2 separate regions of the Homo sapiens genome follow, and region 2 is linked to region 1. Evidence: chromatin loops called from intact Hi-C (ENCODE). Cell type or tissue: mammary epithelial cell. All regions are shown on one strand. Each heading gives the region's core, and the rest is flanking DNA. Links, peaks and the distances in the headings are about the cores only.

Region 1 (8,082 bases), core at 1,135-6,134:
AGTGGTTATGTGTACTGATGAATACATTGAGCTTTAATAATCTAGCTGGTGGGCTGACAGTAATGAGGATGTGGTGTCAAGGTTTAATTTCCTTGGAAATATCTCCAGGCACTTCTGCAAGTGTTCTCTAATTCAGCCATCAAGTCATCATTTGTAAAAGGCTGGGGTGTCTGGAATCATTCTCTGGGTTTTACAGAGAGGTAAATGAGCACCATTACTGAGTCACACACCTCAACACTCGTGATTTTTATAAAGCCAATAATATCTCAGAACAAGGTAAATGTTAAGACCCAACAGACACATGCCACACTGTTTTAAAATGTTGCTGGTAACTTAGCAAAGATACCAGCATTAGAAAATGATTACTCAGCGAGTACTTCAGTGTTGGGTGATGGTCATTATTTGCCTTTCTCCTGTAGGTTTCATCATTACACCATTTCTTAAACTTCTCCAGGGTCTTCACTTAGGACTCACTGTGAGGAGCATCAACCTTCAGGTTCACTAGCTTGCCCTGGCTATTTATTTTTCATTTTTGTAGAAATAGGGTCTCACTATGTTGCCCAAGCTGGTTTTGAACTCGGCAGGAGGTGATGAGCCCATGGGCACTTCCTGTGGCGTCTGACAATGGCCCATCACCAAGGTTTATGGTCTCTAGAAGTATTTTGCACCATCCAACCTTCATTCATTCTCTTGAACTCATTTGAGAATTTGACATGCTAAGGACTCTCTACCCAGAAAAAGGTTGACACATAGGTTTTGCATACAGTTTAGGGAGGTCATGACCTGAAACCCATTCTTGGACCTCAGGGTAGGAAACAGGAGCTACGTAATACTGTCCATACTCTCTTGTCCATTTCTCTCCTTTAACATGTAAAAGAAAAAATAATCCAGTGACATGCATTTGATACTATTTAAGCGGAGGAGGGGAATATATGATGTACTGGAATTTTTTTACTGCACACTGGGATATTTAAGAACGTGGTTTTTAATGAGATAGCATCACTGTAATCATGGAGAGTAATATTTTCTTTCTCTTAAAAACATCAAAGCACAGTCTTTCTTCTTTTATTCTCATCAAGCCAATGTCAGCTGCATTCCTTCAGCCCTTTACAAGCAGAACAACTACGCTTCTGAATTCCCAAAGGCATTTAAATGCCTTTTTGATTGTATGCAACACTCTACCTGTGAAAATCAGATTAGATTCTATAGGAGAGTTTCCCTGCAATTAAGCAAAATAATTTCAGAAGCATAGGAACGCTTGGGAAGCAGCACTGTAGCATGGGGTCTACTCTCAACATGTTTAATGCCCTTCACCAAACATCCAGCCTACTTTCAGAGAATAACTTGTTTATCCATTTGGGTTTCCTTCATCACTGATATGTTTGCCTCTTCATTGCCATTCAGTTTTCACTTCCTAGGTTCTCTCCTCTTTCCCCCATTGTCTTTGTAGAATTTATGGATGGGAAGGGAAACTGTGTCAGAGTATGCTTTAATAAAGTCTGTTAAATATTCTTTTCTGAATTTAAATTCCTGAGTCATTTCACTCAAACTCTGTTTCAGATTAGAGTTGGTTTCAGCTGTGGATTTCAGTAAATCTAAAATAACAACTCCAAGGTCACATTGGTTCAGGCTGGTAATCTCAGCTCTTTGGGAGGCTGAAGCGGGAGGATTGCCTGAGGCTAGGAGTTCAAAACCAGCTTGGGCAATATAGTGAGACCCCCCCCCCACCCATCTCTACAAAAATAAAAAATAAATCAGACAGGAATGGTGGTGCACACTTGTAGTCCTACCTACTCGGGAGGCTGAAGTGGGAGAATTGATTGAGCCTGGGAGTTTGATGCTGCAGTGAGCTATGATCATGCTACTGAACTCCAGCCTGGATGACAGAGTGAGACTCGCTCTCTCTCTCTTTCTCTGTCTCTCTCGCTCAAAAAGAACAATGTGTTGGATTCTACTTCATAGAGGAAGGTGGCTACTCCAGTTGCAGAAAACATGTTTACACTCTGGCCAGCAGGAAGGAAGAAGGCAACAGGACATACCAGCTTCTTTTAAGGATATTTCCCTTCTCATGTAACCCATAAATATATACACCTACTGTAAAGTTAAAAATTAAAAAAAGAATATTTCCTAGATTTTGCAAGCACACTTATGCTTATACCTCATTGGTCAAAATGTAGTCAAGTGGCTACATACAGCTTTCATGCAGGCTGGAATATTTTTATTCCAAGTGGCTTTGTGCCAGTTATAATTAGGGTTTAGTTACCAAAGAAGGGTTCAATAGCTATTGAAGAAGTAGCAACCTGCCTTAGTAGGTAATTGAAACATTGTAGCAGGTCTGAAGAGCTATAACAAGGTGAGCAGTAGCCTTTGAGGAGTTAGGCTGCCATTGCTTTGTAAGAGAGGAAAAAATTATTTTTCCTTCTACCCTCCTAGGTTCTCTGCCTGGGACTTTGTAAATTAGACTAACAAAACAGATTGACAAAAGAAACCCAAACAATTTATTAATGTGTGAAGCACACCCCACCTGGGAGGAACCTCATGATGAGTAACTCAAAGGGGAGTTAGAGCTTAGATTTATATAGCATCTTAACAAAAGAGCAATAACTTTGTAGAGAAGTGACAAGACAAAGGAAAAAACGTTAAGTTTCTAGGGCTGCAAATTTTGAGAAGGCAAATACCTGAAAGAAACTAATGGAGAAGGTTTGTGTAGGTCTGTCTTGACACTGACTTCTTTGTGGACATAAATCTCCCTCCGGAGAAAGGACTTACAGCAGTCCTCATTCCTCAGAAGTTTCTGCTTAGAGTCATCTAAGAGATACTCCAGGAAGGCTTCTTTCTGCTTCCATTGCATCTCATTTGCCTGCAGTTCAAAATAATCTTTATGCCAAAGAGGCATATTTTAAGGTGACTTATTCTTGTCCCCTAAAACTTAGAGTAACAATGCATCAACTCTGATCTTGCCACAGTGCAGGTCCATCTAAACTCATAATTAAAGCTTATTCTACAGTGTTTCATGCACAATTTGATTTTTACAAATTCTTTTTAAAATTTACATTCCCATGGAATCTGCCTAAGGCTACTTTTTGCAAAGCTTATAGCTTGCAGTGAACGCCAAGAATGAGTTCTCAGAAAATTCCAGCTGAGCGGGGGAGGGAGCAGCTCTTCTGAGGAGAGTCCGCCCCAATATCTGCCCACCATGTATTCATTGAAAGGGCTTGTTACACCACAAACATCCACCAGATGGCTTTTTGAGGTCGGGTTGTGAGACACCTGTGGCCTTGTCAAAGCACTCAAACCGCATTCTCAGGAGGCTGTTTTCAGCGTTCCTTATCACACACTCCACTCCTTGTCCTGTTTTCAGGGTCAAGGAATTATATTCTCATGCACAAATAACATACACACAGTGCCTCAGCATTTTTCCATGCCCCAACCTCAAATGCCTTGTACATAAGTTTGAGTATGTGGCTGTGCGCCCCCCACACTTTTCTGGCCCAGGTTGTTTTGGTCAGGCATTGGGGAAACATCAACCCAACGTGTAAAAAACATTAAAAGAGCAATTTAAATCTTTTCTGAATTCTCTTGACAAAGACCAAAGGGAATCCATTCATGACACCCTGTAGAACTTCTTAAAATAGTCTTTCCTGAATTCTCTTAAAATCTTACACACACTGCAATGTGTGTGCCCCTTTTATAACTTCCCACAACTCTTCCCCCAGATTGGGCATTGCTGACTTTTATATTTCTACTCTTCCTTCCTCACCTCCTGATCTCTTCCTTTAACTACCATCTGCCCATTTCTTTGTGTTTTGTTGTTATTTGTTTTTTTGAAACAGGTTCTTGCTTTGTTGCCTACACTGGAGTGCAGTGGTGCAATTACAGCTCACTGAAGCCTTGATCTCCTGGACTCAGGTGATCCTCCTGTCTCAGCCTCCCAAGTATCTAGGACTACAGGCACATGCCACCATGCCTGTCTAATATATATAAAATTTTATTTTTTATAGAGATGAGGTCTTGCTATGCTGGTCTTGAACTCCTGTGCTCAAGCCATCCACCTGCCTCGGCCTCCCAAAGTGTTGAGATTACAGGTGTGAACCACTATGCCCAGCTTGCCCATTCCATTGTAAAGCAATGAAGCCAGTCTGAGAACAACAGTTTCACCTGATCTATTACCCCAGTTCTCCAGGAAACGATCTGGCATAGATCCAACTATCTTTTAATGTTCAAAGGAATAGAAGAGCCTGCTAACGCTCATTTATTAATTCGCCTAATTTTGGATACAAATAGTAAAATATATAAGCCTGTAATCTTTATTTACTCTTGTGGTGTAAATATTCACCCATCAGGAGCCCCAGGAGGACCCTGTCCTGGAGCTGAGGGTAAGCCCTGAAGAATATGCAGGCTTGGAAGGGGAGCAGAGGGAGGCAGGAAGGTGGTGAAGGGGGAGGTGTTGGGGAGAGGAGGAGGGAGGCAGAGAGAAGAGGAGAAATTCCTCTGTCTCTGTCTCTCTCTGATTCACTCTGTCAGTGTCTCCTCTGTCTGTCTTTTGTCTCCATCTCTGTCTCTGATGCTCTTGCTCATCCTGTGGGGAGAGAGGGCTGAGGAGGGAAGAGTGGGATTGGGGCGGGGGACAATGGCAGTGCCAGGTGGAGACTTGTCCTTCAGAGTCCCCAGACACCCCTTCCTAAGCATCTCTATCTCTCTGCATCTATCTCTGATTCTGCCTCTCCCCCAAGACCCACCATATTACTCTCTTTCTCTCTCTCAATCACTCTCTGTTTCTTTCTTTAATCTCTAATTCTAAAATCCAAAAACCTTTGAGACAAAGTTTTCTTCTAATTCATTTGACAGAAAAAACCTGACCCAAACTTTGTGATGCTATTTATTGTCTCTATAGAGCCCACTTAGTGTGAATATTTTTGTATTTTTATATTTTATGGAGAAATATTAGTAAGACAATAGTATAAGTGATATGGTTTCTAAAGTCCTATAGTTCTGAATCTGAAGTAAGCCATTAAGATGAAGAATTACTTGCAATTATTTCCTGTAATACATGTTCTATTTTATGTCCATATTTATGTAGGGCTAAACTAGATTTTCCTTCCTTTTTAAAATAATTTATTGTACAAACATTCTGTATATAAATCTATAAAAGATACTGAAGAACATGCATTCCTCAAGAAGTAGAACATGGGGTATGTAAATAAAAATTATTCAAAGCTTAGGATTAGCAAAAAGAGATCACTGGAGTAAATGCTCAATGGATTCCTGGGCATTTTCTAGCAGGCCCTCTGGAGATGATCTCTGACTGACTTTATTTAAAGTTCTTTTAGAACTCTTTAAGCATAGAGGTTAATTTGCAGTAAATTTATAGGAATGCAAATGACTCTTATCTGAGAACAATGCAAATGATTCCTGGTTATAGTAGAGCAAATATATTTTGTCCATTTTGTTTTAATTACTTTCCACCAGGTAGAAAAGCTAATTGCAAATATTACAGTTTGTTACTCTGTAGGATATTAACCAGTTTTGTATCTATTGGAAAGGTCACTTCAGAATGCTTTTGACTGACTGACTATATGCATTCCTATTCCTCAAATTCTTCTTTGAACCAGTTGTAGCATCTGAATGTTTCCTCATTAATTAATGAGTTGAATTAAATCTTTGATATATATTCATCTTATATTTACTTGTGTCATATTTTTAACTTTTTGAAAATCATGTCTTAGAGGGTGCTTACACTATAGGAATTTGCATATTAGTTAAGAAAAGATAAGACATAAAAAATCATAAGGCAGCATGTGATAAATGGCAAGTGATCATATGGATTTTGGGGGCTGTGGTAGAGTTTCTGGATGACAGTTTTTTTCATTTATTTCTGCATTACTTTCATTCATTTAACAGACAACTGCTTTGCAATATGAAGCACCGTGGAAGGGAATACAAATACAAATCAGACACAAACCCTGTCCTGGAGTTAGCAGTTTCCTGTGGGAATAAAGGGGAGGAAAAAAACACCTTTCCTCTACCATATTGTATTCAGTGGCTGGGACCTGCAAATTAGACTAAGACAGATTAACAGGAGAGAAAATTCTATTTATACATGTAACTTGAGTACATGTGGGAAAACTCAGTGATAAGTAATTCAAAAAGTTGGTTAGAATTGGGGCTTATACATCATCTTAATAGGTGAAGGTGGGGAGAAGAAAGGCACTTACAAGAAAACAGATTATTGGCCGGGTGCGGTGGCTCATGCCTATAATCCCAGCACTTTGGGAGGCCAAGGCGGGTGGATCATTTGAGGTCAGGAGTTCAAGACCAGTTTGGCCAACATGGTGAAACCCCATCTCTACTAAAAATACAAAAATTAGCCAGGCGTGGTAGCGCATGCCTGTAATCTCAGCTACTCGGGAGACTGAGGCACAAGAATGGCCTGAACCTGGCAGGTGGAGGTTGCAGTGAGCCAAGATCATGCCAAGACACCATCTCAAACAAAAAAGAAAACAGATTATTTTTTGGAAAGGCAAGTGGGTTTTCAGGGGAAAAGTAGGAAATTAGAAAGTTTTGTGATAATGTTTGTGTATATAAGTACGAGTGTTCTTTCTGTCTCCTTCAAGGCCATGAAATTTCTCTGGAGAAGGAATTTGAAATATGTTTTACTCATGCTCTCCCCTCCAGGATAGACCTACCCTGAAAAGGAATTTATGGCAACCTTATCTCCAAGGTTGCTGCCTTTAGTCAGATAAGGAAAGCCCCCAAAATCTCTGTTCCTTTCCATATCACTGAATCTCAAATATCTTCAGCTTAAAAGAATCTTAACGCCAAATATTTGGGGGTGGCATATCCTGATTCCTTTCAGGAGAAAGACATAGATTAATCATCACAAACAGTAGTAATGGATGGAGAAGAGAAGAACATTTGCAACCTTACTGTGTCCTTAATGCTTTATTATTCTATTAAAACCTGAAATTTTGTAGGAATTTTTCCCCAGTTTCATAATTACAGCACAGAGAACCAACCAAGGGTTATAGTAGTCACAAGCAAGATGATATGGGATCCCTCAAAACAATTTTACATGCCTTAATTCCTGAGACCAAAGCATTCTCCTCACCTCTCTCTTTACTCATTTGGTTAACTCTGGACTCAGGCCAAATCCTGTCCCTGGAAGAGCCACAAAGTAGGAAGCCTGGGTACAGGCCTGGCAAGCGAGAACAATGTGTCACTGCAGGACTTTGGAGCTCTCAGCTTTGGAGTCAGTTAAGACCAGTTCCTTGCTGGGAAGCCCTAACTCTGGAGGGACAGAGACAGGTAAGGTTAGTTTACTTCCTTGAGCTTTCGTCTTCAGTGCTGCTTACAGCCTTAGGATATCTGGTATTCAGGAAAGGAGGATGAGGTAGCATTCAAAATTGTGTTCTACCTGGGCAAGAACCAGGGATTGACAGCCCGTTCTCTTTCCCCAGTGCTGGCCAGAGTTACAGAAGTTGGACTGTAAACATTGGCAACTATTGACAGAAGTCAAGGTCATGGCAAGACCATTTGGCCCATGTTTGTTGGGGAAGGATAAGCCTGCGTTTCAAAAAGACTGGTCAACTGGATTTGCATTCCCAGAAACCAGGAAATTTCTGAAACTGAGTTTTAAACCTGGCAACTCTTTTACCATCCCTTTGTATTTTTGCAGTTCCTCCCTATACCAGCTTCCTTACAGCTGTTCTGATTTCCTGTCGTAAGATTTTTTCTTTTCATTTTCTCCAGGGAGGGTAAATCAATATAACCTCTTCTCTAGAGAGGAGGTGGTTAGGTTGGTCTTAAGCAGTGTTAGAAGATCTATTTTTTTTCAAACCAGGTGTCTGAGCTGGGTGAATTCCAGCCTGGGGAGAGGACTTTGATCACCAGATGTTTTTTTGGTGTGCGTGCTGTCTTATGGTTGCGTGGCGAGTTTCTGCTTCAGATGGTACGTATGCTTTCCTTCAACTCAGCTTACAGGCATTTGGTGTCCTTTTGCGGTGTTTTGAGGAACTCTGTCTAGGGCTTTAAGGAAGTTTACATTTATAATATCTTTATTCTTCTATTGAAAAATCTCAAATT
Region 2 (7,860 bases), core at 1,858-6,857, 590 kb after region 1:
ATAGCCAAGGTATGGAATCAACCCAAGTGTTCACCAATGGACGAATGGATAAATAAAATGTGGTATATATACACAAGGGAATACTATTCAGCCATAAGAAAGAATGAAATCCTATCATTTGCAGCAACATGGATGAATCTAGGGGATATTATATTAAATGAAGTAAATCAGGCACAGAAAGACAAATCCTGTATGATATCAGTCATGTGCAATCTAAAAAAGCTCATCTCATAGAAGTAGAGAGTAGAATACTGGTTACCAGAGGTTGGGGTAGGGAGAGACAATGGGAGATGGAGAGAGATTGGTTAAAGGGCACAGGGTCACAGATACATAAGAATAAATTCATCCTTGAATACTTAACCCTCTGCCCTACATCTGTCACTCCTACATCCATATTCATTGCTAATCCTGGGGCTAACTCTTGATTGCTTTCTTCTCACTACTAACCTTAAGAAAGGAAGTAACCAAAATCCAATACATGAGCAACTGTTCATTCCATCTCCAATATCTTTGTTAATTGTCCACTTTATCCACCCAGTCAGGGCCACCATCAAACCTCACTTGGATGTCAGCAAAAGCTCCCTGGCTGGTCTCCCCTCTCCATTATTGCTTTAATCTAGTCTCCATACTATACACAGATTTACATTTTTTGAATATATATCTAATTGTCCTTCCCTTTTTAAAAATCTTACAATGGCATGACATCTCAATTCACGATAAGGAAATTGGTTCTTCACATTCCCTGTGCACTGTACACATCGCCTGCAATTGCCCTTCAACACAGAGAGCAGGCATTTCATTAGCTGACCTTCCCACACACATTCTTGCAAAGAGGAAAAGTCAAGCAGGGTGTTTGGAGGTGAGTTGCCATCATCCACCGCCTTTGTCTGGAAGGAAGCGCAGGGCCTCACACGCGGGATCCATCGGAAGCCCAAGCATTGTCAAGCTCTGCTGCTGCACCTGGGTCAGCAAGGTGGGCTCTGCCAGCGAAACTCGTTAGAAACAATGCAAATGGGGAGTAAACATGGCCTTGCCCATGAAGGGGAAGCTGGTCAAAAGCATTTTGTCCCGGAACCCCGCAGCCCTCCCCATGCTCTGGGCGCGGAGCACAAGGATTGGTCACTCCTCTTTGCACTGCGCTTTTCCTCTTATTTCAGTTTTCTTCGAGATCAAATCTGGTTTGTAGATGTGCTTCGGGAGGATGGGGGTCTCTTCTCCGAGAAGCCGGGAGCCTGTTGGGCAGCCGGCGCCCGGTCTCCCCTTCTGCTGCGGAGGATCCCTGCTGGCGGTCGTGGTGCTGCTCGCGCTGCCGGTGGCCTGGGGTGAAACGCTGGGGGGCGTGGGGAGGCGCCCGGGCTGACGAGGCACCCAGGGCCCCGCAGAGAACTCGCGTGCCGCGCTGGGCTGCGCTGCTCTGCGCGCCCGGGTCCAAAGGCAGCGCGATGGGTGGGCTGAGCGCGCTACCTGGCAGGGCGGCGGGTCTGGGATCCTTCTGCGCACTGGAGACCCTCGCTGCCTCTAGGTAAGCGTGGAGTTCCCACGTGCAGGGGCTTAAGTCGTGACGAGCGCAGTGGAAGGCGCAGATGCTGAGCGGGTGCCGCACGAAATTCCTTGCCTTTGTGTATTCACAGCCTCGGCTGGCTATAGCCGAGCGTGGCGTCGATCCTAGCGAAACGGGACTTGGGGATCCGACAAACCTGAGTTCTGGTCCTAGAAACTTAACTGTGAGGCAAGTTAGCACACCTAAGTCTGTTTGCTCTTCTGTAAAATGGGGACACTGGTATCTCTGCATTGTGGAGTTGCTGCCTCAGTGGCATAAAGCCTGTCGAGTATCTAACACAGGGCCTGTCCCCGAGTCCATTTCTATCCCCCAACCGTTACCTCTGCACTTTGCTCCCAGTGGTGTTTAGACAAGCAGTCCTAGGGATGTCCTGCATGGAACTGTCCTCGTCCCCTACCCCAAGCCACCACCGCCATCATCATGATGCACTTGATTGACAGCATACTTTAAGACAGATGCATGCCAGGCACTTGGGGATTAGAAGAGCAAGGGAAGCCCCAGAACATGCAATGTAACCGCTGCAGGTAGAAGGGACAGTAGATATGTTTACAATTTGCATTTTAGTGATGTGTTTAGTACAAAATAAAGCCTATTATAACTACTATGGAAATTTTGAGGCCACATCTCTTCCTTTTTTTAACTTCAAGTAGGTAAACATCTTCAGTTAGAACCCTTCTATTATTAGTTTTGGGCTCCCCAGAAGTCTTCTTGGTTGCCTAGACTCACTGGCAACATCTCACTTGAAGTGACAGTTTTGGTTGTTTTGGTCCTGTCTCTTCCTGACAACTCAGGGTTCGTCCTTCTCTGCCACTAGACGTTTTGCATTCATTATTTGAGTGTTCCTTCTTCTCTAAAAGAGTAAGGGGAAAAGAAAACCAAGTTCCCCCAAGAGTTGTTATTAATATTTGATCTCCTTAGGCACCAGAAAGTAACCTGTCTAGTGAAGAGATATGATAAAACTTACAATTTTATTTTTAGGAGAGAAGCATGCCCAGTAAGTTAAGCAATCTGTTGTCAGTGCTTACTGAGGTTCTCACAATAACCTCCAAATGTGAAACAGCCTAAACTAAACTACCTAGAAATTTTGTTGCTGGAGTAATTTCAATTTTAAAATGCTTATGGATGCTTCCGGTGTGCACAGTCCTTTGGAATTTAAAAGAAATGTAAGAGAAAGAGCTATGCTCCCAAGGTGTATGCATATAGAAGTAGGTGGTGGAGTTTTATGAAATCTACTTTTTAGGAAGCCAGTGTTCTGGTTTTTCCAGACTCTGCTACTTACCAACTGGGGCTGTGGACCCAGCAACTTAAGTCACATCACTGACCTTCAGTGTCCACGTGTATAAAATGAGCATGACTGACATCCTGATTTCTGAGAGAGGTATTTTGAAAATCAGGTGGGGTAGTGCATGTGACAGCGTTTTGTAATCTGAAAACCCTCATGCATGTCTGAAAAACCATGACTAAGCAGTCGTGCAAGACTGCAGGATCACTGAAAAGGGAGAAATCTCAACTCCTATGATCAGGAAAGGGTGAGGGAAAAGAGTATGACTTTACTAGCACTTGAAGAGTGAATCCAGAAACAGGTTGCATAGGACAGTTTATGGGAATATTTATATATAAAAAATAACAGAGGAACTAGGATTGTTTTGTCATTAGAGGGTACTCCTACTACCCATGAAGTGGTATGGTGCTATTTGAAAGAGAACTTAGATTAGCTGCAAATAGATATTGCAAACTTAGGGCAACTACTGAAAAAAGTGAAAAAAAGAAGTACAATTGATATGCCAGTAAGGAAGAGTGAATTGCATCATATAAAATGCTCAGTTAAAACAATAAACGGGGCCAGGCGCAGTGGCTCACACCTATAATCCCAGCACTTTAGGAGGCAGGGTAGATAACTTGAGGTCAGGACTTTGAGACCAGCCTGGCCAACATGGTGAATACCCATTTCTACAAAAATCCAAAAATTAGCTGGGCATGATGGTGGGTGCCTGTAATCCCAGCTACTCAGGAGGCTGAGGCAGGAGAATCTCTTGAACCTGGGAGGCAGAGGTTGCAGTGAGCCGAGATCATGCCACTACACTCCAGCCTGGGCGAAAGAGTGAGACTCTGTCTCAAAAATAAAAATAAAATAAAATAAAGGTCAGGAAAAGAATGCAAGACAAAAAATAGAAACAGAGAACAAGAGAAGAAAGACAACAAATAGAAACAAGTAACATATTAAACCAACTATATCAACCATCATTTTGAGTGTCAATGATCTAAAGGCACCAATTGAAACAGATCATCAGAGTCGATCAACAAACAAAACTCAACTATATATTGTGTACTCCCTATAAGACCATTTTAAATATAGACAATATATATTAAAAGTAAATGGGTAAAGATATACCATGCTAATGCTAGTCACAGAAAGCAGGAGTAGCTGTGTTAATTTCAAACACAGCAGACTTCAGACGAAGGAAAATTATTAGGAATAAAGAGGGTCATCATATAATGATAAAGGGGCTAATTCTCCAAGAAGGCATAACAATATCTAATATGTATCCATCTGACAGAGAAACAAAATATGTGGGGCAAAGCTGATAGAACTGCAAGGAGAAATAGATGAATGCACTATCATAGTTGGAGACTTCAGCACCTTTATCTTTTCTGATATCAGAAAAGATAAAGGTGCTGAAGTCTCTTTATCAGAAATGGGCAGATTCAGCAGGCAGAAAATCCATAAGGACATACTTGAACTCAACAGCACCATCAATCCACTTGGATATAATTGACATATACAGACGACTTCATCCAACAACAGCAAAAGACATTCTCTGGCTCACATTCATGGGGATAGACCACATTGTGAGCCATAAAAATAGTATGCTAATTAAGCTTTACCAGGGAGTGTTTAACATAGGGTAGACTCTGGCGCCCTCACATGGTCCTCATGTAGGATCTGATTTGGTTTTCCCTGCTAGGTAAAGGTGCAAGATAGAAAGAAGGGTAATTCCAATTTGCTTTCTGTGCTTTGTGATGTATTCTGGTTTACATATGCTCGGATGAGTAGATGTATGATTTATATTATCTACTGTTATCTAAAATAAACTTCACATTCGGACAGGCAACATCAAAACTGTCCTACACAGAAATACTGGGTGAAGATCACTTAATAAGACGAACTCCAGAAAACAAGAAAATGGCAGAGTTGACAATCCCTCTCACCCTCCCTGCAAAGACACATGTATACAAATTTCTTTTGTCAGAGACATTAAGAGAAACAAATGCTGTCAATCTAATCACAACTGATCACAACTTGATGAAACCAAAAAATCTAGAAAGTATCATGAAGACAGTTGAAATACAGCTTTACATTCACTATTGTGACCAGAGGAACTCACTGTGGCTGTTTTTTGTCCCCTTAGATGTCAACTAATGATTGTGTTAAGTGATCATGATTAACAGAGCATTTAAAATGTTTATTTTATCTGTTTTACATTTCAAAAATTTATATTTAGGCATATAATTTATATTTGTGTACATATATAATTTATTACTTTATATTTTTGAAAGTGCATGCTCTTTTTTTAAGCTGACAGACATGCCTAAGCAAAGCAAGTGCAAGTCTGTTCCTTAAAGGGTAAGTATGCAGAATGGAAAGCAGAGTGTACTTCGGGTTGACAGCTCATATTTGCGCAGACATGAAAGTGATGATGTGTTAATTGTGCGTATAGCACAGAATAAATCAGCTTGCTTTGAATGGAAGATCTGAACCAGGAGTGCATGAAATTGGGCTGAGTCATACAAGAAAAAACCCGAAATGAGATAACAAAATATACCCACTAGAATGGCTAAAATGGAAAAGATTGACCAAACCAAGTGTTGGCAATAAAGTGGAGAAGCTGGAATTATAATATACTGCTATTCGGCAGGTAAAATTACAACATAACTTTAGAAAATAGTTCAACCGTTTCTTAAAACCTTACACACACACCTGTCATATTACTCAGCATTTTACTCTTAGGTTTTTACCCAAGAGAAATGAAATCATATGTCCACAAAAAGACTTGTACATGAATTTTCATAACAGTTTTGTTTGTAATAGCCAACGAGTGGGAACAATCCAAATGTCCCTCAACAAGTGAATGGATAAACTAAATTAACATATATTTATACAATTGAATATTACCCAGCAACAAAAGGAAACAATTTGTATATGTGCAGCAACCTAGATAGAACTCTAATTATGCTGTGTGAAGGCTAAAACATTTAAAACAATCGGAGTGATTTCCTTTATATGATAGGATATAAACGAAGTGATTCGGGTTATATGAAATTTTAGAAAGTCAAATCAATCTGTAGTAAGAGAAAACAGGTCGAAGGTTGCCTAGAGAAGGAAGTGGATGTTTGGATGCATTACAGAAGGACATGAGGGAACTGTGTGGGGTGAAGGGTATGATGGAAATGTTCATTGTCTTCATTTGGTGATGGTTTCACAGGGCATATATATAAGTAATCAAATTGTACACTTTAAATACTCATCAACCATTTTATGTAATACATCTTAATAAAGCTATAAAAACTTTTTAAACTTATGGTAGGTCTTGAGTTTATGGAGTTTATATTAATATATTTATCATAAGAACCAGCCACAAATTGAGGGATTGGTAATAAAGAGGGAAAGGAAACTACATCAAGCATTCTTTGTTGAAGGCTCATATGTTCCTTTTTTGGGCTACTACGCAAATTTATATTATTACCTATACTATGCATATACTACTATAAAGGTAAGAATATTAGGTAATTAAGGGGAAGGAACTTCTTTCTTTCCAAGAATGGTTCATTATATTTGCTTTGTTGCTTTGATCTAGTTCTAACCTCTCATTGCAAGCTTTGTTGTGACGTTTACCCTCTCTTAATACAGCTTTTGGCGCTAGGAGAGCTCCACTTGGAATCTCTTCCTTTGTCTAGCATCAATGCATAAGACACATATCAAAATTGTATTTCATCCCACATATCAACTAGAGGAAAGGTGAATGCATAACACTGAAAGTCACGGAACTGTTTTATTCGTGTTTTTTTTTTTATACAGTGGTTCTCAAAGTGCTGTTATCTATCCAAATCAGCTGTGAAACTTTTAAAAAATATAGACTCCTGGGCTCTAACCCAGACCCACTAAATCAGAGATTCTGGGGACATAGCGTGGACTCTTCATTTTTTTTTAAGTTTTATAAGTAATTCTTCAATTATTTGATCATTGCAACAAATATGCATTGAGTGCTTATAACTGAGTGTTAAGCACAAGGACTAGGTATTAATTTAGAAGTACAAAAAACATGTCATCATTTGCCCTCAAATTATACATATCTAATATCTTTTGAGAGAAATAGATACTTCTAAAAGCACACAAAATTAAAAAGCACAAATTGCAACCACAAACAATTATTGATATGAAAGGAAAAGGAAAGGGCCTGACTAGAAATTATAGGGTGGGGCAGAGGGAAGTAGTTTAGATTCCAAATCCCTGAGAGGGTCAGGGAAGGCATCAGACTAGATTGGGTGCGTTCAGGGTGGTATGGCCATAGACAGGCCAGGGAAGGCTTCGATAAGAAGGTGGTATTTTAGCAAACACCTGGAGGAAGAATTGAAGTCATAGCCAAGATAAAAGTGCATCACACAAAAGGAATGTCATAGACAGGGGAAAAATGTGTGTCTTCAGGAAACTGAAAAAGGGGAAAGGGCCACCACACCTTGGTGAGGGGACCCAGTGGTAAGAGATGAAGCAGGAAACATAGACAAGGGCATCTTTGTACAAAGCCAAAAGTTGGTTCTTTTAAGTCTAATAAAATTGACCTCTGGCCTCAATCTACCCAATTAATTAGTGGAAGGTGTGGGAAGGAACAGAAATGAAAACAAAACAAACAAGATATTTCCAAAACTAGAGTAAGATGCTATTCTTTTTCAACAGATATATCTTCTTGATTACATACTGTTTGACTCTGTGATTTTTGTTGCTTTAAATTAAATCTACAAGGCCTTAAGGGGCCTAGCTGAGTCTACTATATAATATGAAATATCTATGAGAAAATACGTCTTCTTTATGGTAAAGTATAGCTTTAGTTGTTGAGCTTTGTTCACTCTTTGTGCTCAAGATTGACGTGGCGACAGACTTCCAACATTGGTGGCTGCTACTGAGGGCCAAAGAGGAGATGTGTACTCCCACTGAATCTGAGTGTCCACTGAGTGTGAAGGTGGATGGTAAAATGCATGAGTGTATCTTACACTCATACTTTACAAGAAAGTATGATAAATGA

What was found. Peaks named below come from ENCODE experiments on the same cell type or tissue, not always from the same donor. Only the 100,000 strongest peaks of a DNase experiment are listed, where the experiment ranks them.
Region 2: a loop joins it to region 1, with 17 times the contacts of the local background. A loop is called at or near these places in 6 of 110 quality-filtered maps.

Annotation. Positions count from the first base shown.
Region 1 is chr1:207,081,642-207,089,723 of GRCh38, forward strand. C4BPB (complement component 4 binding protein beta) reads left to right here and starts at 7,219. Exons shown (of 7, transcript NM_001017365.3): 1 at 7,219-7,305; 2 at 7,841-7,948. The coding sequence starts at 7,891. RefSeq lists an enhancer at 3,312-3,521. In mammary epithelial cell, for the core only: a CTCF peak has its summit at 3,239; a DNase peak (open chromatin) is centred at 3,240.
Region 2 is chr1:207,668,244-207,676,103 of GRCh38, forward strand. The region is part of intron 1 of CR1L (complement C3b/C4b receptor 1 like); the gene reads left to right. Among named protein-coding and RNA genes, the nearest start is that of CR1L, 27 kb to the left of the region's middle. In mammary epithelial cell, for the core only: a CTCF peak has its summit at 4,489; no DNase peak of the experiment used is centred there; H3K27me3 peaks cover 199 bases.